4 separate regions of the Mus musculus genome follow, and all the other regions are linked to region 1. A link is a loop called in an ENCODE intact Hi-C map of the cell type or tissue named here. Cell type or tissue: left cerebral cortex. All regions are shown on one strand. Links, peaks and the distances in the headings refer to the core of each region. The heading gives the core; the rest is flanking DNA. Region 1 holds the start of Trim65 (tripartite motif-containing 65). Region 2 holds the start of H3f3b (H3.3 histone B). Region 3 holds the start of Unk (unkempt family zinc finger). Region 4 overlaps Sap30bp (SAP30 binding protein).

Region 1 (6,067 bases), core at 1-5,000:
AACAGAGTGGCTGAAGGACAGGAGACATGTCCCTACCTCCCTCCTTTCCCTGCTCGAGGCTCTGGCTTCCACCGCTTTGCCTTCTTGCTCTTCAAGCAGGACAAGCCAATCAACTTCTCAGAGGACACCCGTCCCTCACCCTGGTAAGCGACACCCCTGTTTGTCCCCTGAGCCTCAAGCCAGCTCTCTGGGATGGTGGCTCTTGCTCTTTCCTGCTCTTGGTGTAGGTCTTGCGCTTGGCAGCAGTCCCGCGTGCTGGGTGCACTCCAGGGGTTTCCCAGGATTGCCTGCCTGCTCCCTCCCCTCACATGCTGCCCATCTCCTCATAGCTACCAGCTGGCCCAGAGGACCTTCCGCACTTTTGATTTCTACAAGAGACACCAGGAAGCCATGACTCCAGCCGGTCTGGCTTTTTTCCAGTGCCGCTGGGATGACTCTGTCACCCACACCTTCCACCAGCTTCTAGGTAAGGGCTTAGTGGTCAGGCAGGCCTGGGGATAAAGACCTTTCCTGCCATGCCAGGAGATGGCCTTTGAAAGCCAGGGTGAGCCGGGCGGTGGTGGCGCATGCCTTTAATCCCAGCACTCGGGAGGCAGAGGCAGGCGGATTTCTGAGTTCCAGGACAGCCAGGGATACACAGAGAAACCCTGTCTCGAAAAACCCAAAAAAGTCCCTGGCAGAACTCCAGCCTCACAGGCAAGGAAGGAGGCCCAGGTCAGCAGAAGTCCACCACTCTCCCCTTACTTTTCTTGCAGACATGCGGGAACCTGTGTTTGAATTTGTACGGCCACCCCCTTACCACCCCAAACAGAAGCGCTTCCCCCACGAGCAGCCCCTACGCTATCTGGACCGATACAGGGACAGTCATGAGCCCACCTATGGAATCTACTGAGAGACTCAGTACATTCATCTCCGAGGGGGAACTGTCGCAGCAGCTGGAAGGTCACACCTCCGGAGAGAGCCATCTGAAGCCAACTGAGACAGTCCCATGCTGGCCTCTCCCAGGACACCCAGGGGCTTGTGGATGTGCCTCGATTCTATGTGAATAAAATACTTTTTTCCTGATGCCAATATGTCTTCACTTTCGGGCACCCAGACCCTTTTAGTGAAGCTTTAGTGCTCTGTGGGTGAGCAGAAGGTGCCCAGCAGCCCGGTAGCTGGGGGTACACATGAAAAGTGAACCTTTGCCCAGCCTGTGATCTTTGTGAAAGACAGCCCCGGGATCAGAACCTCCTCGAGGAGAAAGTCCTGCCCCTGTCAGACCTAGCAACAGATTGCTTGTTACCTTAGCATATTTCAGCCCCCACCAAGGCCTGGAGCCCCCACTGTGAGGCTAGAGGCCTAGAAACAAATCAGTTCTGCCTACTCCATTAGGAGTGATCTCTGATTCATACTGCCTTTGGGGACCCTGGAACTCCCATCTGCTCTGCTCAGCTGTAGAGGAGATGACAGTAGCCTGTCTTAGGGTTTTACTGCTGTGAACAGACACCATGCCCTGGGCCTTTAATCCCAGCACTCAGGAGGCAGAGACAGACGGATTTCTGAGTTCGAGGCCAGCCTGGTCTACAAAGTGAGTTCCAGGACAGCCAGGGCTACACAGAGAAACCCTGTCTCGAAACCCTCCCACCCACTCCTCCCCCCCAAAAAAGAGTCTAGGGAAGGAACACAAATAGTCAGGGTGGACCGGAGGGAGCCGCGCCCCAGCTCCCAGTGCGTCAGAAGGCGGGCAAGCAAGGGTGACTTGGATCCCTGCCAAGGAACGTTCTAGTGCACCAGGCTGCGCACTGCCGCGACTTCCTGGACTGTCTTCCCCAACGTAGTGCTCGCACTGGTAGCCTCGGCCCCTTTAAGAGATCTGAGCACTGGGCCTCGCTTCCGCCATGGCCGCTCAGTTGCTGGAGGAGGACGTGGTGACTTGCTCCATCTGCTTAGGTCGCTACCGGGACCCGGTGACGCTGCCCTGCGGGCACAGCTTCTGCGGGAACTGCATCCAGGATTCATGGCGTTCCTGCGAAAAGTCGTGTCCGGAATGTCGCCAGCCCTTCCCCGAGGGCGCCAAGCTGTCCCGCAACGTGAAGATGAGCACCTTGCTGCAGGCGCTGCCCGTTCTGCCGGCGCCGCCCGCCGTGACTCCGCGCCGGGACTCCGCCACAAGCCACAGCGCTCGCTGCCTGCGCCACGGGAGGCCGCTCGAGTTCTTCTGTCGCACGGAGGGCCTCTGCGTGTGCAGCGCGTGCACGGTGCACGACTGCAGCCACCACGAGCGGGCGCTGCTGGACGTGGAGCGCCGCGTGCGCGAGGTGCGGGAAGGGCCTCTCCGAGGGCCGAAACTGCTTGTGGCCAGGGCCAGGGGCTGCAGCAGGATCTGCGGGTTCCCATATGAACCCAGAGGGCACGTGCACCTGACTGCTGCACGCAGCTCTCCCCAGGTCCTCTGAATAAAGTAGAGCCAGAGTGTTAGGTCAGGGCTGGCAGCCCCATTCGCTAAGGTGGCCAGCATTCAGTAAGTGTGATTTCTGCCCTTCAGAGACTGAAGGATCTACTCAAGGGTCAGATAGAGTCTCAGCAAAACGTGAATGTAGAGTCAGCAGGGCCAGTCTGCATGGTGGTCGTGACTCTTCCTCTAGGGATGTGCAGTGCCTTTCCAAGCTGAGACAGGGTGATGATGTCATCAGATTTCTGCTTTCTGGAGTCTGAGCCCCAGCTGGGGTGTGGAGGGGGTAAGAGATGAGGGGTAAGAGGAAGGAGGTCTCAGCTGCAAAACAAAAGAAATGAGAAGTGAGTGGGAGCCCGGTGCCCAGTGGAGAGAGTAAGACGCAGGACAAGGGTTTCTTCGGGAGACCGGGCTGCTGTGTGCTGAGGTTGGGTAGAGAGTAGCTGGTTTGGGATATGCAGTGTGTGGGGTACACAGACAGGGGTGGGGGCACAGACATCTACTGAGAGCTGGGAAGAGATGCGGACAGTGAAGTGAAAGAAGTCGCTATGGTATCCCTAGAAGGAGTGGAAATTTGTTGGGCAGGGGATTACATCCTGACAAAGCTGTAGAGATGGCGGCCAGGGCACAAGCAGTTACAGGAGGGAGAGTTCTCCAGGTGCCCCAGGCTGCTGAGAGGTTTTAGTTAAAGGCAAAAGTGACCACGGAATTGGTACCATGGTGGCCTATGTCCTTGCCCATGGCCATCACAGCCAAGAAGTGAGGCTGAGATTACCAGGGATGAGACGGAGGAGATGGAGCGAGAGGACCAGGACTGTAGTGCATGGACCGAGAGGCCGTGGACAGGGAGTGGAGGAGTGACTGGACGGGGACAGGGACAGGGACAGGGATGGGAAGGGAGGGAGCTGAGTGGCTGTGGAAGACTAGCACAGGCAGGCTGAAACCAACGAGGGAAGGAAAGCTGGGTTAAGGATACATGCTTGGGGCATTTTGGTGCTGGTGACAGGGCCAGGGTGAGGTCAAAGGGTGAGTGGCAGAGACTTGAAGGGTGAGCCCTGCAGCTTCTGAAGCCCCAAGGGGTAAGGCTGAGGCACTGCTGCCCCTGACAAGTGTAGGAAAGACCCAGCTGGGTATGGAGGTTAGAGGCTCTCAGCACAGAGGCTCAGGTGGCTCATGCTCCGGGGGACAGAGTTGTGCTCGAGAGGAGAGAGGATGTGAGACCTAGAGTGCTCAAGGGCCAGGGAGGCTGGCACACACAGTGGCAAACAAGAGACCCTGTCTCAAGGTACAGGGTACAGACTGAGATGTCTGAGGTTGCCCCTCTGACCTTCACATGTGCATCTTGGCATGTATGCATGGACCCACACTTACATAAACACAACCCACACACAAACACACATACATTAAAAAAAATAAGTTAGCTGGTGTGGTGATGCATGCCTTTAATTCCATCACTATAGAGGCAGAAGTAGGCGGATCTCTGTAAGTTCAAGATCAGGTTGGTCTATGTGGAAAGTTCCCGGCCAGCCAGGACTACACAGTGAGACCCTGTCTCAAAGCAACAATGAGAAGGGGCCCCAACTCAAAATGGTGTTGGGAGGAGTAAGAACAGGTAGTGAGACTTAGCCAGGTCAAGCATCGACTCCAAGCACCTGAATGGTGTTCCCAGCTCCTATAACAGCACATTTTGGTCTCCAGGGGAAACAGAACTCAACCAAATGATAATAATGTCTTCCCTTTGGGCTCTTAGGAGCTGAACTGATCACTGGTCAGACAACTATGACCAGTCTCCCTTTCTGCCCCCGGTTCTGTAAGCCAGCGTTACCGTTTTCCTTTGGTGCCTGAGTTAGGGATGAGGTTTGGACTGGAGAAGGTAGGAGTTCTGCCCAGGTCACTCAACCTGCAAGACGCAGGAGTGGGACCAGAAGTGGGGTCTTCAACCTAAGACTTCCACATTCCTCATATAGTATCCTGCTCCAGGTAGAGAAAGGACCCTATCCAGGCCTCCCTGGGACTCTGACCTAGTTCTGGGATTTTACAAGGCAGTTACCATCAGGGCCATGAGGAGACTACCCAGCTCCTGTATTGGTGATGGTGGCTTGAAGGTTATAACCAATCCTAATCGTCTTTTGTTGCTTGCCCTCTGGATGGGTGCCACAGGACCAGCTGAGAGCGAGGGTACTGGTTACCCAGCAGCAGGTTGCCCAGGCAGAGACCCAGCTTCAGGAGCTGCAGGAGCAACGCAGTCGGATTGAGGTACTTTACCATGTGCTCGGGTCCGGCCTCACCATCTGGTCCCTGGACTGCAGACAACAGATGTGAGCTGCCTCGAAAGTCCCTCCCAGCACCACAGAGTGGGACGTTGACCAAGAAGCCAGGCCCCATTAGGGAAGAGGCTCCAAGGGTCCTAACTGGCTCTCCATGTCCCCGTGTTCAAGCCAAGTGGGTGATTGAGGGCTTGGCCTGCCATGCCATAGTGTGGAGACTGGCCACCCTGAGGTTCCTCCTGTGTCCATGCAGAGTTCAGCCTGCACCCTGGCCTCGGTGGTCTCCAGGAGATTCAGTAGCCTGCTTCAGGCGCTGGAGAAGCAGCAGGCCTCAACACTGAGTGATATAGAGGTAGCCAAGAAGCAGGCGCTGGGCCAAGTTCTGAATGAGAAACAGCGGCTGACTGACCACCTAAGGGCCCTGTCTCAGTATGATCAGAGTGTCCAGGATCTCCTGGCACAGGCGGATGACTGCATCTTCTTCCAGGTACCAGATATCAGGGCCGCGGGCTAGGGCTTTGCTTCCTCGCCTTGCACATCGCTCACTGCCTCTGTCCCCCGGGGTTCAGGAATTACAGCAGCTCCCTGAGCCCACAGAGTCCCTCGGGCCACTGACCTCTCCACAGTGGAATGAAGAACAGCAGCTGAGCAACGTGAACCAGCTGCTTAGCCCCCTGTGTGAGCTCCTCCTTGAAGAGAAGAGCCTCCCCAAGGTGGCAGCCAAGGCTGCAGATGCTGGCCCTTTGGGTAAGCTGACTTCTCCTTGTCCTCTGCGCCCTCCCCCTCCCCCCACTGCTGGGTAGAAGCCAGCCCGGAGTCAAGGATAAGCGGAGTCCGGGATAGGTGGAGTCAGGGGTAGGCGGAGTCGTGGATAGGTGGGGTCAGGGATAGGCGGAGTCCGGGGTAGGCGGAGTCGGGTAATTCCTATTTACTTCTTTAACTCTTCTTTGTTTTAAGAGACCCTGGGTCCCCTGGCACCAGTCCCCAGCGCAGTGTGTCCACTGAGGAAGAAGCTCTGGCAGAGTAAGGAGACGCAATGCCTGTGTGCGTGCATGTGACAATTATGTGCAAGACGCAATGCCTGTGTGCGTGCATATGACAATTATGTGCAAGACGCAATGCCTGTGTGCATGCATATGCTTCTGTATGTATGGGGGGGGGGGCTGCTCTAACTGTCCTGTCCACACTCCTCCCCCGACCTGTCCCCACCTCCGCACATCAGCTGTGGGTTGTAAACCTTCCCCACATTTATCCTGAGGCAGATGCAGCCAGCATAGTGTTAAAGGGCACATTCTGGGGTCCATCCCAGTTCTTCCACCTAATAGTATGTGAGCTTAACTCTCCGAGCCTCAGTTTCCCCTCTTGT
Region 2 (6,067 bases), core at 636-5,635, 110 kb after region 1:
ATTTTGAGACCAGCCTGGTCTACAAAGTGAATTCCAGGACAGCCAGGGCTATACAGAGAAACCCTGTCTCTAAATAAATAAATAAATAAATCTTTTTTTTTTTTAAAGAAGAAAGGAAGAAAGAAGGAAGGAAGGAAAGGTGTGTTAGCACAGGGCTTTAACCACAGCACTCAGATCCCTGAGATGGATGGATGGATGGATGGATGGATGGATAGATAGATAGATAGATAGATGTGTCAGCCTCAGCTACATGAAAACCTATCTCCAAAAACAGTAACAGCTTAGGTCTAATAATTAAAGCTGTATGGTACTTGTTAAGAGGACTCCAGAGCCAAGTGTGGGAGATCTCACAATCTCATCCTTTGGAAGAATGAGGCAGGAGGATAGTCACAAGATCAAGATATACTGGAATACATAGTGATTTTCAGGGTAGCCTGGGCTACAGAGTGAGACCCCTGTCTCAAAGGGAAAGGAGTAGGCACATGTCCTCACTGACACATCTGAAATCCCAGCACTCTGGAGGCACCAAGGCAGGAAGATGGGGACTTGCAGGCAGTAGGTCTCACTTTTCTGGGCTTTGACTGGTAACACTTAGACTTGCTTTGTTGTCTTATATTTGAATATTTCATTATACTGATAATTCATTAAACAAGATAAAGACTGGGATTTTACAGGGTTTCTCTATGTAACCCTGGATGTCCTGGAACTTGTTCTGTAGACTAAGCTGGCCTCAAACTCAAACTTGCAACCGCAATCCCTGTCCCCAAAAGTGGTATTTTTATAATGCTGGAGACATAGCTCAGCAATTAAGAGCACTTGTTGCTTTAGCAGAGGACCTGGATTCAATTTTCAGCATCCACATGGTGGCTCACAACCAACCGTAAATCCAGTACCCTATTCTAACTCCCACGGGCACCAACCAGGCAAAACATTCAGACATCTTTCTAAAATCTGTCAGGTTTTTGACATAAGTAATAATTACCAAATATTACACAAGGACACCCATTTTTTATATTATCTTCTCCTTATGGACATGACACCCTCTTGAGGTTGTTACTCTTCCGGTGTATTTATTTCATGCAGTCGAATTAAATAGTTCAAGAAATATACAAGCAGGTAATTACTACTTCTTTGGTTGGTTTTTTTTTTTTTTTTTTTTTTTTTAAAGATTTATTTATTTATTATATGTAAGTACACTGTAGCTGTCTTCAGACACTCCAGAAGAGGGAGTCAGATCTCGTTAGGATGGTTTTGAGCCACCATGTGGTTGCTGGGATTTGAACTCCAGACCTTTGGAAGAGCCGTCGGGTGCTCTTACCCACTGAGCCATCTCACCAGCCCCCTTTGGTTGGTTTTTAAGACAGAGACTCACTAAGTAGCTCTGGCTATTCTGTAATTTCTATGTAGACCAGGTTGGCCTCAAAGCCACCTGCCTCTGTCTCCAGGTTGCTGGGATTAAAGAAATGTGTGTGCCAGCATGCCTGACAACTTCTTATTAACTCTAAGTACATTGAAATAAAATATTTTGTGATGGCCTGAATTAAACATGCAAAAATAGGTATTTGTTGTTTTGTTTTGAGACACGGTCTCCCTGGGTAGCTTTTGCTGGTGTGGTCCTGCCTTTAAACTCACATGGCTTTGCCTGCCTCCAGAGCGCTAGGATGCAAGGAACAGTCCCCTTTTGTTGTTTTTTGTTTTCTTGAAACTGTTTTATATATCCTAGACTGGCCTTGACTTAAGTAGCTGTGAATGACCTTGAATTTTGGATCCTGATTCCATCTCTGATATTACCTTCATGCACCTGGAGCTTGGTTTATGTAGTCCTGGAGAAAAAACAAACAAACCAGGATTTATAAAAGACAAGATCTCTGTAGGTAGGTCTGCTTGGCCTGGAACCCCCCACCCCCTGTGGATCAGGCTGGCCTCATGTTCACAGAAATCTGCTTGCCTTTGAGCTTCCTAAAAGCTGAGATTAAAGGCCTGCAGCACCACCCAACTCGGAAATAATTTTTTTGAATTTTGATTCTTTGTGTCTATTACCCTTCCCCATCAAACAATTGCTTTATGCTTTAGAATGTGTATGCATTTACAGTGCACAAAACACTATATGCTGTAAGATGACTGACTGGATTACATTTCTCATACTATATTAAACGATGAAAATTACAGAAAGTAAATTATTCAGGGAATAATTTCATCCTACATTAAAATAATAGTAATAATTACTATTATTATATTTACGCAAAATCTCTCTAAAATGGTCTCTTGATGCAAAAAAGTCGTAGACTCTTGCCGACCCAACTTTCTTAAATTCCAGGAGACTAGTGCAATTCATTTGCATTGACTTTCTATTGTAGAGCTTTGGAACCAAGAGAAGGATCCAAACATAGCTCCATTTTATCCAATCAGAAGAGCTCCCTAGTGCTAAACTCTGATTCGTCTGTTCCTCTTTGCATCCAGCCAATCCTGAAGCAATTGTAACAGCCAATCAGTGGCCTGAACACCGGCCAATCAGGAAACGGCCCCGAAGTACGGCCTTTGTGTCGGGAGATGTCAGCGCGTCGGCGAAAGCTCCCGCCAATCGAAAAAGTCGTTGGTGTATGCAAATCAGGGTTCTGTGACGCACTGACGCAGCGTGCAGCGTCTCTATAAATATGGAGGCGTCGGGGGGCTTGGAGCGCAGAGCGGTTTGGTCGTTCGTTGGTGGAGTATCTGCCCGTTCTGCTCGCCGATTGCGGCTCTTGTTCGAGCGCTTCCAGCGTCGCCTCGGTCTCAGCAAGGGCCCCAGACTCGGCTTTGGGTGAGTTCGCGGCTCTGCCGGCGGCCGGAGCCTCCCTGGCTTTTAGGACCGCGGTCGCTGGCAGCCGACGGTCTGGTCGGTGAGGCAGCCCGGGAGGTCGAGTTCGGTCGCGTTCCGCCACCTCCGTCCTGTCTGCTTCCCGGTGGTGACTCACAGGTCCCGCCGCGGTGTTTCCGGCCGCCCGTGGAGCGGGAAGTTGCTCCTCCCCGCGCTCCCCCTCCCGGGGGAGGCCGCAGCCCGGCGCAGCCTGAGTCATTAGGGGAGGGGGAGGAGGCGGCGGCCGCCATCTGCTGCGGCGAGGAGGGGCGCCTGGCAGCCGGAGCCCGGTGACCTGGCCTTGAACGTCGCTTGTCTCGCAGGTGAAAAAAAATGGCCCGAACCAAGCAGACCGCTAGGAAGTCCACCGGTGGGAAAGCCCCCCGCAAACAGCTGGCCACCAAGGCGGCTCGGAAAAGCGCGCCCTCTACCGGCGGGGTGAAGAAGCCTCACCGCTACAGGTAGGCAGAGGGCTGGGAACAATGACTTGGCCGCCGGCTTGCGGGCGGGCGCTCTCTCCCTTCTCCCTGACCGTTGACGCCTTCCTTCTTCTGGTGACTGCAGGCCAGGGACCGTGGCTCTGAGAGAGATCCGTCGTTACCAGAAATCGACTGAGCTGCTCATCCGGAAGCTGCCATTCCAGAGATTGGTGAGGGAGATCGCCCAGGATTTCAAAACCGACTTGAGGTTTCAAAGTGCAGCCATCGGTGCCCTTCAGGTAAAGGGACAAAAGGCTTGGTGGCACTCGGGGCGGCGGCTTGATTGCTCCAGTAGGAGTGTTAATGCTGTTGCTCTTGTCCTCAACAGGAGGCTAGCGAAGCATACCTGGTGGGGTTGTTTGAAGATACCAATCTGTGTGCCATCCACGCCAAGAGAGTCACCATCATGCCCAAAGACATCCAGTTGGCTCGCCGGATACGGGGGGAGAGAGCTTAAGTTGAAGCGGTTTTTATGGCATTTTGTAGTAAATTCTGTAAAATACTTTGGTTTAATTTGTGACTTTTTTTGTAAGAAATTGTTTATAATATGTTGCATTTGTACTTAAGTCATTCCATCTTTCACTCAGGATGAATGGGAAGAGTGACTGACTGTTCACAGACCTCAGTGATGTGAGCACTGTGGCTCAGGAGTGACAAGTTGCTAATACGCAGAAGGGATGGGTGATACTTCTTGCTTTTCATGATGCATGTTTCTGTATGTTAATGACTTGTTGGGTAGCTATTAAGGTACTAGAATTGATAAATGTGTACAGGGTCCTTTTGCAATAAAACTGGTTATGACTTGATCCAAGTGTTTAACCATACATCACTGTGATAGAATGTGGGCTTTTTCAAAGGTTGAAGATACAAGTTTTAGCCACAGTGTAACAGTTTCCTTTAAAAAAAAAAAAGTAAACCTGGCAGCTATAGAATACACTATGTGCATTTATAATAGCTATTTTATATATTGTAGTGTTCAACATTTTTAAATTAAATGTTTTACATTCACAAGTGGTGGGGAGTCTTGTCATTAAGGTGTGTGTAATTTAGTCCAGTTGGTATTTCCTGACTAGACTGCATTTGTTTTTAACAGTAGAAAAATGCTATGCGTATTAAACCTTGCATAAGTCCTCATTCTACCACATGTTCACTAACCCCTGACCCTCTGGCTGGTAACACAACACTAACGGGGATTTTATTTATAAGGGCTCTAGAGTAAAATAACAAGCTATTCACACCAGCATCATCTATTACTAATCTAGTTAGTGCAGCTTTTCATTGTGTTTGGTCTTAGGCCTAGATTGAGTTCGGTTTCGTTTCTTTTTAATCTTTAAGGGGGAAAACTGTACAAGGTTTGTTTTTCCTTGTAGAGTTTATAAACATGGGAGTAAGAACACAGCTTCAACTTCTTGGACCTCTGCCAATGAAGATGGGTTAGGTTACACCTGGTTACTATACTGGCAAAATCCCTTTTATAGAGATGGCCTTCAAGTGGTTTTTAAAAGTATCCTATTGAAGTTTTTAGGTCAATTATGTATGTTGACTAAATTTACAAATAAACTTGTTTATTCAACTAAGTGTCAAACCTAAATTGAATATACAAAGCTTTTAATACATATGGAATCGAGATTCCTAGATTCAGCTATTTGCTTGGTAGAAAAGGCTAAAGTACAGAAAGCATTTGAACATCCAATACACTCTAAAAATGCAAGTATTTGCTGACACAATTCATGAGTCTGACAAAATCTGCTTGTGGTTCATGGGTGGGCTTAATAACTACAATACATGTTTGTTCCCATGGTTTTAGAATATTTGAAATTTTAAGTTTGCTGTTTTGGATCTTTCTAATAGGCCTTACAAATAAACTAGTAAGTTTGGAGTTTTTTTCCTGGGGAAACAGTTTCTCTGTAGCCTTGGCCACAACTCCCACTGTAGAGCAGCAGGTTGGCTTCAAACTCAAGATCCATCTGCCTCTAACCAGTACGGATTTTTTTCTTTACATATAGTTGAATAATCGTTGAGCCCCTTCTAACTACGAGTCTTCCTACTTCTCTGTGTATTTGGCGACTCATTGATAAGTCACATTGCTAAGGAGTGCTAGTGTGCATAAATATAAAAATGGACCCGAGTCTATTCAGCAAGGCATTCTAGTGAAGCTTTAGTAGCTAAAGAAGTGTAAGAGTTTGCATGTATCCCAGACTGGCTTACCCTTCTCAGTCTCCTGAGGAGAAGTTACAAGGTGTGTACTGCCACACCTAGAACTTTAGGTCCCTTTGGATAAGTATGTACCTCAATGGACATGGTATTAATTAGAAGGGGCAGTAGCATAGTCTAGTACAATGAAAACAGTTCTGACCACATTGTTTTATGTTGGGCTGAGTAAAGTCTGAGGCAGCCCTGAGCGACTGGCTTGTTGAGTTGCTACCTATAGTAACCAAGTCTGTGGCTTGGAGCATGTTGGTTATTGGAAAGTCTGAAGGTAACTAAACTGCAACTTAGGCTTAGACAGGGCCTAAGCATGGTTGTCTTTGGTCCTAGACAGTTGTCCTTGGACTGGGATCTAATGAAAGGGAAAGTTGATGAGTTTTTTTTTTTTGTTTTCTTTTTTTTTTTAACCTCACAAAATGCTGAGGGAAGCTTTGTTCCTGTGTGTGTAGTATGGTCTCCCCCGCAGCACTTTCAGTAAAGAGGTGGACTGAAGCCTGCAGTGGTGCCCACACCTTTAATCCCAGCACTTGGGAAGCAGAGGCAG
Region 3 (6,067 bases), core at 641-5,640, 98 kb after region 1:
AATAGGATCTGATGCCCTCTTCTGGTGTGTCTGAAGACAGCTACTGTGCACTCACATACATAAATTAGGTTAATAAATCTTAAAAACAACAACAACAAAATTCTTAAAAAGGGCTGGTGAGATGGCTCAGTGGTTAAGAGCTCCGACTGCTCTTCCAAAGGTCCCGAGTTCAAATCCCAGCAACCACATGGTGGCTCACAACCATCTGTAACGAAATCTGATGCCCTCTTCTGGAGTGTCTGAAGACAGCTACAGTGTACTTACATATAATAAATAAAATGAATCAAAGAAAAAAAAATTTCTTAAAAAAAGATTAAGGGGAAATATCTACAAAATAACTATCCTTCCAACCATGTTGTCATAAACTTTTGGCTATAGGAGTGTTCAAGCCTTCCTGAACACAGGTCTGTAACCCCAGCACCTGGGAGGTAGAGGCAGAGGGGTCATTAGCAACTTGGGGTCATCTTCCACTGAAAACCTTGTGTGAAACCAAGGAACTAACAAGTCAAATGATAGCAGCAGACATCTCAAAGTGAGGGGTGGGACTCTTGAGTTTGAGGCAGGCTGGGCTTCATTGAGAGCACTGTCCTAAAACAAACCCCCTTAAAAACAACACGTCAGAAAGTCTTAAAAGGCAAAACATTATGGGACTGGAGATATGGCACAGTGGTTAAGAGCAAAGGATGGGGGTTCGATTCCCAGCTCCCACATGGCAGCTCCCAACTCTCTGTAACTCCAGCTCCAAAGGATCCAACACCCTCCCAGATATACCTGCAGGCAAAACGCCAGTGCACAGTCAAACAGCAGCAGCAGCTGGGCACGGAGGCTCCACCGTGAGACCACACTTGGAAGCAGGTGGAGAAGGTGCCTCAGTGAATGCCATGTGTGTCTGTGCTATGTATGAAGACTGTCCTAACACCTCCATCCACTAATCCCTACGGACAGCAACTGAGTCACCTTTGGAATACAGATTAGGGACACCGCCTCATGCTTCCCACACTTGGGCCTGGTGGACCCAGTTGCTCAAGTTATCAGTTTCTAAATGCCACCACAAACAGCTGGCTTCTCTGATTTGGTTGTTTTGTTTTGTTTTGTTTATTTTTTAGATAAAAAGCTATAAGCCGGGCGTTGGTGGTGCGCACCTTTATAGCCCTGGCTGTCCTGGAACGACCAGGTTGGCCTCGAACTCAGAAATCCACCTGTCTCTGTCTCCCAAATTCTGGGATTAAAGGCGTGTGCCACCAGGCGGTGGTGTCTCACGCCTTTAACCCCAGCACTCGGGAGGCAGAGGCAGGTGGATTTCTGAGTTTAAGGCCAGCCTGGTCTACAGAGTGAGTTCCAGGACAGCCAGGGCTACACAGAGAAACCCTGTCTCGAAACAAACAAACAAACAAACGCTATATATACATGGGCTGGAGAGATGGCTCAGCGGTTGAGAGCACTGAATGATCTTCCAGAGGTCCTGAGTTCAATTCCCAGCAACTACATGGTGGCTCACAACCATCTGTAATAAGATCTGATGCCCTCTTCTGGTGTGTGTCTGTAGACAGCGACAGTGTACTCACATACATAAAATAAATCTTAAACTGAGCGGTGATGGCACACGCCTTTAATCCCAGCACTTGGAGGGCACAGGCAGGCAGATTTCTGAGTTCGAGGCCAGCCTGGTCTACAGAGTAAGTTCCAGGACAGCCAGAACTACACAGAGAAACCCTGTCTCGAAAAACAAAAAACAAAACAAAACAAAAAAACCCTCAAGCTGGTAAGATGACTCAGAAGGTAAAGACACTTGCCACCAAACCTTATTTCTATATCCCATATGGAGAAAGGAGATAACTAATGCCCACATATATATTACCCTCATACCATAGGCACACAAAATAAATACATGGTTTAATAAATAAAGATGCCTCAGGAGCCAAGGTCCATGACTCTGTACCAACCCTCAAGAAATAGAACAGATACCAAACAGCTGAGAATCAAGAGGATCAAACCTCAGATATTAGGGCTGGACAGACGGCTCAGCAGGCAGCACTGCAGGCTGCTCCTGCAGAGAACCCTGGTTTGATTCACATCACTCATGTGGCAGCTCACAACCATCTGTAATTCCTATTTTAGAGGATTTAATGTCCCCTTCTGGCTTCAAAAGTACCAGGCATGCTCCTGCTACACAAACATACACACAGACACACATTAGACAAAATAAAAAAATTTTTTAAATTCAGATACAGCTGGGCAATGATACATGTGCCTTTAATCCCATTACTCAAGTAGCAGAGGCAGGCAGATCTGAGTTCAAAGCCATGAATTCCAGAACTGGGCTATATAGTGAAACCCTGTCTTGAAAAACAAGCAAGCAAACAACTCAGACACTGACAACTTCACTGTGTCCGCTTTCATCTGTAATTTCAAAATGATCAGAAAAGTATTCTAATGCAATCTCACAGTATCTGGGCGACCACACAACACAGAAACAGACTGCAGCACTCATGCTGGCCACCTCCCGTTATCTCAAAGTTATAGAGAAAAGGATTCCCAACGGGAAGCCAATCTGAGCAACAGTGAGCTCCAGGCTAAGCAAAACTACACAGCAAGACCTTATGCTCAAAAAGAAAAAAAAAAGTGGCTGTGGAGAAGGCTCTGTGAGTGCTGAGTTTGACTCCTCATCGCCTCACAGCCAGGCATGGCCACACATGCTTACAACCCCAGTGTTGGAGGTGGGGGAAGCAGATGCTAGGAACCCACTGGCCAGCCAACCTGGCCAAGTTTCAGGCCCAGTAAAATAAGCTATTTTTTAAAAGACTTACTTATGTATATGGGTGGTTTGTCTACATGTATGCCTGCATACCAGAAGGTATAGGATCCCCGTGCACTGGTTATAGACAGCTATGACTGCATGTAGGTGTTGGGAAATGAACCCAGGACCTCTGGAAGAGCAGCCAGTGCTCTTAACCACAGAGCCATCTCTTTAGCCCCAAAGAACCTACTTCAAGGAAATGAAGAGGGATAGGACACCTAATGTCCTCCCCTGATCTATAAGCAACAATGTGTACATTACACACACATTCTCAAAAAGAAACCAAGATTTATTCCAATTTGTTTGGAATTGTACCAAAAAAACATGATCCAAGTAGCCAGAGATCATTAAAAAGTTCCAAAATGAGGCCCAGTGGTACAGATTTGTAATCCCAGCTACTCAGAAATCTGAGGAAGGGGCTGGAGAGGTGGCTCAGAGGTTAAAAGAACTGTCCTGAGTTCAATTCCCAGCAACCACATGGTGGCTCACAACCATCTATAATGAGATCTGGTGCCCTCTTCTGCCCTGCAGGATACATGCAGGCAGAACGCTGTATACATAATAAATAAATCTTTAAAAAAAAAAACCCTGGCGTGGTGGCACATGCTTTTAATCCTAGCACTTGGGAGGCAGAGGCAGGAGGAACGCTGAGTTCGAAGCCAGCCTTATCTACAAAGTGAGTTCCAGGACAGCCAGGACTATAAAGAGAAACCCTGTCTCGAAAAACCAAAAAAAGAAAAGGAAAGGAAAGGAAAGAAAAGAAAAGAAATCTGAGGCAGGAGGATGCAGAGTTCAAGTTCTGTCTGGATTAAAGCAAGTCAAGGCCAGCACAAACAACTTGGTGAAATCCTAGCTTAAAAAGTAAAGAGTAAATAAACAACTGGGGGTGCGTGGCGAAGACGCAACCCAATGACAGATGTGATCCCAACATGTAAGAGGCCTGGGTTCAGTTTAACCCTACAACACAAGGTCCTGACTGTGAGAGCACAGAGCAGTGGCCAGGCTTAGCCAACTGAATTCAATGCCTGGAACCCTCCAGGTAAAAGGAGAGAACCAATTCCTTCAGACTGTTTTGACCTCCACACCTGCATGTGGCGCTGCGTGAGTGTTCCCACAGACTCACATACAAATAAACAAATGTAGATGTTTTTCACAGTTCCACTAAGTTTACAAATTTTTGTGTGTGACCAGATAAGTGATGTTATTCTGATGTTAGACCTTCTTATCAAAAGCAATGGCAAGGTTGCAGAGTGAGAGAGAACTCCAGTAAGAAAGGACCAACTGATGACCACCATACTTGAAAGGCTAACCTGAGTTACAGTCAAGTTTGGATGACGTCAGCCAACACTAGTCATTTGAAGAAACCAATACATTTTCTATAACCAATGTTCCCCTGTCCCAACTCCCAAAAGTGTTGAACCAGAGCTGCTTCTGCCTGACTTTAGTTCGGATGCTGCCAGCTCCTGGCTGGACGCTGGAGTGTTGTTCAATCTCTCGGGTTCTGACATTTCCACAGGTTGGGATCTCCTAAACTGGCCCATCACTCAGGCACCCAGTAGGGACACTCCTGGCACACAGCAGGGAACGGAAACCAACAGGGCTTTACAAGAGGAACTACAGCATTGGCCTTTGTCTCACAGAACCTAGGCCTACTGTGACATGACAGCAAGGAAGGCAGGGACCTAAGCTTGTACACATGCAGTTTTTACATTGTGGCAATCTCATTTAGGCCAGTTACGATGAGGCTCCCTTGCCTGCCCGATGCTGAAGGGGTCTGCAACCATTAACACCCCGGATGTCGCTGACTCAAGCTAGACAGTACAGCCTGCACGGAGTGAGCCCATTTCTGCACGTTTGACTGTTTAAGGGAATTCAAGCATGGGTGATCCTCGTGGACAATCTAACAGGCCTTAAAGATACAAAAGGCCTCCGGTGCACAGAGTCTCCTCCCGAGACTTCAAGCAAACAGTCATTTCTAGACAGGTCTCGTGCTGGTTGGTACAGACTTCCACTTGTCATGTCGTGGACTTGTCGGGTTTTATGTCTGAGACCGTCAGGCCTCTGAGGCCTGGCCTGAGAAGTGTGGATTCGGGACCCGCGCTCCTGCCTTTCCGACTCGGAGGCTGGGACCGAGTTTCCCGCCCCACTGCCCGACCAGAGGTTGGTGACAGTTGAAGTAAGCTGGGACCGGTCCCAGCAGGTTGGAACCGGTCTGGGCCGAGCCGGAGGAAGGGGGGGGGGGACAGCCTCGCGCTCTCCCTGCGCGCGTGACTCACGCTGGCCGCTGACGTCAGGCGTGCGCGCGCGGCGGGGGGGGCTCTACGTACGTGTAGTGCTGCGGTTTCTCGGGCTGTGCCTGCAGCACCTGAGCGGTAGCGGCCGGGGGCGCCGAGGAAGCTGCCGAGCCGCCGGGCCCGGGGCCCTTCGACATGGTCCTGTCTTCCTGCCTCTTCGCCGCTCCCCTTTTATTATTCAGTCTGCGCGGTCCGCGCCGAAGACCCACAGCGCCTGCGCCGCGCCACGAGAACGTGAAGACCCCCCGCACAGCAGCAAAGGTTGCTGGGAGTTGTGGTCCTCCTTTCCGGTGAAATTTTACCGTTGGCACAGTGTCGCTGCTAAAGTGCAAGACCACAATACCCAGAGATCTTTGCGGACGGTGTCCCGGATGCTGAGGATCCGCAATGCCTTGTGGTAATTGTAGTCTAGTCACTCTTAACTATTACCTGAGCATTGTCAGTGTGGTCGGAGGTGAACTCTACCTTTAAACTGGATCCTCCGGAGAGCAAGGAACCAGTTAGGGAGGCCTGAAACAACTCCACGGAGAATGTTCCAAATGCAGTGCAGTAATTGCCTTGCCTCCCTACCAGTACAGTTGGCGCACCGTTTCTAAAGTCAGTCTAGAGCATTGCCTCGGAGCCAGCAAGCTAGTCAGCCAATATTTTCATAATATAGTAACCTGTAAATCACCAGAGAAAGTATGCAGGCTAGCAGACAGTTTGAAGAAGCTTTTTATTGTTGTTGCTTTGTTTTGTTTTTAAAAATTACAATACACCATATTGTTCCTGGGCATCATTAACATTTATCAACCCTGAAACCTGGAACCCCTCCACTTGGGCTCCTTCTGAACTCAGTGGTTGGCCCAAATACCTTGTTTCCAGTAGGTTAAGGTCCAAGGGAGAACCTAATCTCTATCTAGAGTAGTCTCTTAGGCACTTTGGTAAATTGTTGAGAAGTATAGTGATAGACTACATGAGAAGGGCCAGGGGCTGA
Region 4 (6,067 bases), core at 555-5,554, 190 kb after region 1:
ACCACACCCAGCTTGGGCTCTAAGGATTTTAAGAATGTTTTCTTTGATTTAACTGGGATCATACACACCTCTTTCAAAAATGCCGCAATTATTTCCCCTACTCAATGTCAGCACCTAGAAAGGCCGGGATTCTTTCCCTACCACAGAGCCTGGACCAAAGACCCCAGGGAGCTTACAAGCCCAGGCCCTCCCTGACAGCTGGCAGCAGGCTGCTTGCCCCTTCTTGTTCCAGGTCATCCGTCCCTGCCTGTTTTCAATGGAAGGTCTGCCAGGGACAGCAAATGGAGACACCTCTATCCACGGGAACTGCAGGAGTGGAAGAAAAATAAACAAGGAAGAACGTTCCAGAGCTATGGAGGCAAAGTGTGGACAGAGGACAGCGGCATGTGGGGAGCTCACACACCAAGGGCAAATGGACAGAGGCACACTGGAGCCACTGGGTACAGTGCTGTCAGAGGACTGCCACAGTTAGTCTGATGGTTTCTAGGACAGCAGCTCCCCCTTCTGTGGAGTGATCACAGCACATAAGGCCAGACTGCTTACTGAGGTGAGACTAGACGCCAAGAGAAAGCAAGCATGGGTTAGAAGCACGCAGGTGTTTAGATTCTCTTGGCATACCAAGTTGCCTCCCCTTCTCTGATTTGTAACTCGGGCCTTTCTATCTCAGACTGAACGCTTCCATACAGGTGGATCTGGAGTTAGCGTCTCATTCAACTTCAGTGCAGGAGACTGCACCCAGGAGCTACTCCAGGTGTCAGAGTGGCAAAATTAGGTCCCAGTGCTCCAAAGGCTGAGGCAGGAGGGTGGGCAGACTGAGGCCAGCCTGTGCTACAGTGAGACCCTGTTTCATAGAGCAAAGTAACAGAAGCAAGGAGATCGGTCGTGGGCAGAGACACTTGCTGTACCAGCCCACGACCTGCACTCAACCCCAGAACATATGCAGAGGAGAGAAGTGGTTCCAGAGTGTTCTGTGGCCTCTGCATGTGCACATGCACACACATGCCCTGCCTCCACAGCTACACACACACACACAATAATAACAAAGGTTTAAAACATAAAGAAAGTAGCAAGACAATCAAAAATGCCATTTCTAGTCTTGGCACCTTTTTGGTTTTTTGTTTTTTCGAGACAGGGTTTCTCTGTGTAGCCCTGGCTGTCCTGGAACTCACTCTGTAGACCAAGCTGGCCTCAAACTCAGAAATCTGCCTGCCTCTGCCTCCCAAGTGCTGGGATTAAAGGAGTGGGCCTCAGCCTTTTTTGTTTCTTTTACTTTGGTTTTTTGGAGACAAGCTCTCACAATGTAACCTTGAAACTTGTTCCATAGAGCAGGCTGGCTTAAGCTCATTAAGGTCCACTGCCTCTGTCTCCGGAGCACTGAGATTAAAGGTGTGTGCACTATGTTAGCTTGCTAACAGCAGCAAGAGAATTCTCAAGTTTGCCCTTCTCCCGTAACCTCTCCTCCCGGGGAGTCTCAAACCCTCTGGGGATTTGTCCAACCTCAACACAACCCATAAACTAGAACATTAATGACAAATCCTTTTTATTTTTATTTTTAATTTTTGAGACAGGGTTTCACTGTGTAGGCCTGGCTGTCCTGGAACTTACTGTGTAGACCAAGCTGGCTTTACATGCATCTAAAAATCTTCTACAAAACAGTGAGATTACTACCTTATGAATAACTCAAACCATTTTGGCTAGAGATGACAGAAAAGTCTCCATTGTATGACAGCAAACCTCTCCCATTTAGCTCTGTGCTGTTTCAGGTCTGCATCTGGCTGTCACTGCCTTCCCTCCCAGCTTTCACGCACCACAGCATGCCTGCCTGCCCGCCCTCTCCGAGCCCTCACCTTTATGCCTGCTCCTCTCACCACACTGTGGCTCCAAGCACAGGCCTCGCCATTCTGTAGTCAACGACATCGGCTGACCAGCCTGGGAAGTGAGTAGAGGCACCTGATGCTACCAATCGCAGGCACCCAGCACTACTTTAACCCTCATCAAACGAAAGAGGCAGATTTCATGATGATGCTCATTTCCCAGAGAAGAGAAACCGAGGCTCTGGTCTGGTGTTGTGAAGTCATCCATGGTAAAAGGCCTACTGAAGTGTTGAGAGACACACCAGAGGTTGGGCATTGTGGCTTGTGCTTGGGAGGCTAAGGCAGGAGGATCACAGAGAATCTGAGAGGAGCCTGGAATACCGGGCATTGCAGGCCAGCCTGGGCTTCAGCCTGTGAGACTCTCTCAAAAACAAAACAGCTGGGAGTAGTGGTGCACACCTTCAATCCCAGCAGAGGCAGACAGACCTGCTGTACAGATGAGTTCCAGAACAGCCAGGGCTACAGATACAGGCTGTCTTGCAGGACACACACACACACACACACACACACACACACACACACACACAGTAGAACAGAGCAACTGTTTTAGCAAACTACCAATTGAGTTTCTGAGTGTTCACGTAGTTGCATGCATGTGTGTGTTGCCTGCACGTGTGTACATGGAAGTCAGAGATAGGAGTCTGGGACCCTCCTACATTGCTTTCCACCTGATTGTCTGAGATAAGGTCTTTCATTGAACCTGGAGCTCTAAGGCTCTCAGTCTACATCCTGCCCTATGCTGAAGTCAAAGAGTCTGCATCTCAGTTTAACTTCTAATACCAATATATACAATGAACAGAAGCTCCTTGGGATCTGCATTTCTAAGTTGTCTCATGAAACCAAATGTTTTGAGAACCTCTACATAACCAGTTAAAATTAGATCCTTAAAAGTAGAGAGCGCCATCTAGTGGGTAGACGGCCATGGCGCAACTCATTAGCTTAACAGAAGATAAACTACAAGACCTGCTCTAGCAGTATGTCCGTCCTCTTAGAATTATTCAAATCAAAAGTTTAGAACAACAAAATCCTCTCATATAAATCCAACAGAGCTGGGGAGATGGCTCAGAGGTTAAAAGCACTTGCTGTTCTTGCAGAAGACTCCAACTCCTAGTGCACACCTGACAGCTCACAATCAACTCTAAACTCTAGTTCCAGAAAAGTGACACCTCTTCTGGCATCAGTGGACACCCGTGTGTGTGTGTGTGTGTGTGTCCCCTGTTCTTTATTATCTGCTCTTCCAGAGAGCAGTAAGTCTTTTGTGTTCCACAGGGCTGCCTATCTCACAAGGATGTACCTTTCCTCAAAAATTTGCTGTTGGCTCCAGCTGCATACGTAGCAGAGGATGGCCTAGTCGGTCATCAACGGAAGGAGAGGGCCTTGGTCCTGTGAAGGTTCTATGCCCCAGTATGGGGGCTGCCAGGGCCAGGAAGTGGGAGTGGGTGGGTTGGTGAGCAGGGGGAGGGGAGAAGGGATGGGGGTTTTCAGAGGGGAAAGGGGATAACATTTGAAATGTAAATAAAGAAAATATTTAATAAAAAATGACGTTAAAAAAAAAAGCTTTTGCTGCTGGGATCACAGCACTGAAGAAGGGGTGACAGCCAAGTGCATGCCAACTTCTCTAGGTGGCCTTTAGTTTTAAGCCATAAGCCTGCCCCATGCTCTCCTGCCAGGCCAGTTCTTAGCCTGGGTTTTTTACTCTGCACAGAAAGTCGTTTGCACCTGGTTTCTGGGCTCCACACTGTCTACTCCTGGCATCCTCGGTAAAACACATTCCGAGTCTTCTGCAGCCTTTCTGAGTTTATACCAATGGCTGCACGGCCATATCTGAGGATGGATAGCTCATCTGATCTGATATATAGCTCATGCTATATATTCAGCAGATACACTGCCCCCTTTCATAGTTCACATCTATGAATTCAAACAGCTATGGGTTTAATTTCTTCTTTTAAATTGCATCTGTGTTGAACGTGAAATTTTTTTTTAAATCGTTTTCTGAACAATACAGTGTAACAATAATTTGAGATAATCTGGAACTAGCAGGGGGAATTATATTAACCTGTGTTATATATGTATAAGTCATATGTAAATATACCATTTTAAATAAAGACTGTGAGAAGCTCTGGATTTGCATATGTACAGGGCATGAAGGTGGGGTGTCCTGGAAACCCAATCACCCATAGATCATGAGACTACTGTTTTATATTACTACCAGGCTTAAGTCTCCTAAGTTTCACTTATGCAACCTTGAAGATTTTGGCTTATTTCAGAGCAGCTTGCAACGGTGAGATGTTGTATGTACTCCTCCAAGGGAGATGTTTGCAGTATAAAGCACGATTCTGAGAAAGGTACCTTTCCAAGCACTGGGCCTCCATTACCACAGGAGCATTAGGACTGCGACAAGAGCCACTGCTAATTACTCTCAGCTGCTTCTGGACAGACCTATGAGAAGGAAGGCTGCTTCAAAAAAGACCATGTGCGTGTGTGACTAGCACATACCTGGGAAAACGGGGCCAGACTTAAGCGTGTATGGATTATAGGACCCAGACTGGCCTCTTGTGGTTTTTATCTCAAGCCTCAGGAATTCCTAGTGGCCTTAAGGGTCTTCATTAAACTGGCCTGATCCCACTGTCCATTCTGTGTGCTAGTGGGACAGATCCTGACCCCACATTTGACCTGAGTCAGAATGTTAAAAGCCTTGATTGAATCCAGCCACCCGCCACAGCCAACACCAAATACCTTTGGGTCATCAGCCTCAGGTTTTTCAGTCTCTGAATCGTCATCTTCCTACAAGACAAAGAATTTAGAGGATTAAACTTAAAAGGAGTGGGCCTGGGTTGTCTTACACACATAACCAGCGGTTGGAGTAAACAGACTGTTTTCCTAGCTGGAGTCACCCCACCAAGAACCCTTCCCTACCACACAACCCAGAACTAGAGAAAGAGAAAGGAAAAGGAGACATTCTGGAGGGGGTGGGGGATCAGCAGCTCAAAATCAGGGTGCCATCATCTACATCAGTGAAAATTCCTGAAGGAAATTGTATAAAGAGAGGGAAGATGCAACATGTTCTGCAGTTATTAAAGCCAAGGTTATGAATTCTCTTACCACTTCTACGTTTATACCCACAACCACCACACTGCTCAACAGTTAGGTGGCACCTAAAGTCAGAAGCAATGACAGAAAGGTGGGCATCAAATCACCAGATCAAGCGACCAGAAGAGGGGGGAACTAAAGGGCGAGGGACAGCCTTTTGGGATGCTCACATTACTGCCACTGATCCACTCTTCTCAGCCTTCTTTACTCAAAGGAGATCTGACTGAGTCAAAACCATGGGAGTACTGAACTCTCCAATGTAAGCCCACAACTCCATAAGGTCAAAAGCTAAGAAGCAGATGGGAACCACTTACTAGACTTTATCCCAAACACAACATGGCACTCCAGATGTTAACACAAACAAACTATGCCTCGATGGTTCTTAGACAAGTGCCCTGGGCGGTGCCAGGGAAGCAAAAGCTTGCAACGCAATGCCACCGACAGAGCTCTCTCAAAATGGAACCAACTACACAGTCAAAGATGGAGCTTGGCAGAATGCTCAAATAGTCCCCAGTATCGGCACTGGGGTTTCAGGAGAGGTTTAAAAACAAAACTAAAATATCATATAGCTTGAATATGACAGAAAGTAGATGTGGGTTAGTATTTTAAGAACACACATGCAAACATACATACACACACACACACACACACACACACACACACACACACACCACACACATGCACGCACGGAAAGTCAAAAAACTTAACAAAGCTTCCTTCCTTCTAGCTAAGGATGACCTTGAACTTGTAACCCTCATTTCATGCTGGGTTACAGGCTGTGAACCACTATGGCTAATAGCTGTAGTTGATGCTGGGGAACAACTCTCTGGCTTTACCCCTACTACACACACACACACACACACACACACACACACACACACACACACTCCAGTTTCCACAAGTTTTTTTAGCAATTTTACTCAACTCTGCATTATCACTGATGGGTGGGATAAAGGCATGAAGAATTCTCAAAAGAGAATACAAAATACATTCTGTGAAATGTTTTATTTGCTGTTGTTTTTATGTGGTACTGGGGAATCAAACCCAGGGTCCTGCGAATGCTAGGCAAGTGCTATCGATGTACCACTGAGCTACATCCCCAG

What was found. A loop is a pair of places that touch in the nucleus more often than their neighbours do. Peaks named below come from ENCODE experiments on the same cell type or tissue, not always from the same donor. Only the 100,000 strongest peaks of a DNase experiment are listed, where the experiment ranks them.
Region 2: a loop joins it to region 1, with 3 times the contacts of the local background. A loop is called at or near these places in 16 of 42 quality-filtered maps.
Region 3: a loop joins it to region 1, with 5 times the contacts of the local background. A loop is called at or near these places in 16 of 42 quality-filtered maps.
Region 4: a loop joins it to region 1, with 2.8 times the contacts of the local background. A loop is called at or near these places in 8 of 42 quality-filtered maps.

The regions. Positions count from the first base shown.
Region 1 is chr11:116,126,819-116,132,885 of GRCm38, reverse strand. It overlaps Trim65 (tripartite motif-containing 65), which reads left to right and starts at 1,758. Exons shown (of 6, transcript NM_178802.4): 1 at 1,758-2,300; 2 at 4,595-4,690; 3 at 4,955-5,188; 4 at 5,271-5,448; 5 at 5,659-5,724. The coding sequence starts at 1,881. Mrpl38 (mitochondrial ribosomal protein L38) reads left to right here. Exons shown (of 9, transcript NM_024177.3): 7 at 1-143; 8 at 330-466; 9 at 756-1,069. The coding sequence ends at 892. In left cerebral cortex, for the core only: a CTCF peak has its summit at 2,238; DNase peaks (open chromatin) are centred at 1,852, 2,172 and 2,652; H3K4me3 peaks cover 1,650 bases; H3K27ac peaks cover 1,493 bases.
Region 2 is chr11:116,021,112-116,027,178 of GRCm38, reverse strand. It overlaps H3f3b (H3.3 histone B), which reads left to right and starts at 2,675. Exons shown (of 4, transcript NM_008211.3): 1 at 2,675-2,800; 2 at 3,160-3,297; 3 at 3,401-3,554; 4 at 3,644-5,218. The coding sequence starts at 3,170. The coding sequence ends at 3,772. In left cerebral cortex, for the core only: a CTCF peak has its summit at 3,275 (motif pointing left); DNase peaks (open chromatin) are centred at 2,531, 3,013 and 3,574; H3K4me3 peaks cover 2,370 bases; H3K27ac peaks cover 2,068 bases.
Region 3 is chr11:116,029,549-116,035,615 of GRCm38, reverse strand. Unk (unkempt family zinc finger) reads right to left here and starts at 5,300. Exons shown (of 16, transcript NM_172569.4): 1 at 5,125-5,300. The coding sequence starts at 5,228. In left cerebral cortex, for the core only: a CTCF peak has its summit at 3,336 (motif pointing left); a DNase peak (open chromatin) is centred at 5,390; H3K4me3 peaks cover 1,721 bases; H3K27ac peaks cover 1,647 bases.
Region 4 is chr11:115,936,601-115,942,667 of GRCm38, reverse strand. Sap30bp (SAP30 binding protein) reads right to left here. Exons shown (of 11, transcript NM_020483.3): 3 at 4,611-4,658. It overlaps Gm39474 (a long non-coding RNA gene), which reads left to right. Exons shown (of 2, transcript XR_880317.3): 1 at 1-547; 2 at 1,764-2,796. Among named protein-coding and RNA genes, the nearest start is that of Gm39474, 3.2 kb to the left of the region's middle. In left cerebral cortex, for the core only: a CTCF peak has its summit at 2,787 (motif pointing left); a DNase peak (open chromatin) is centred at 2,780.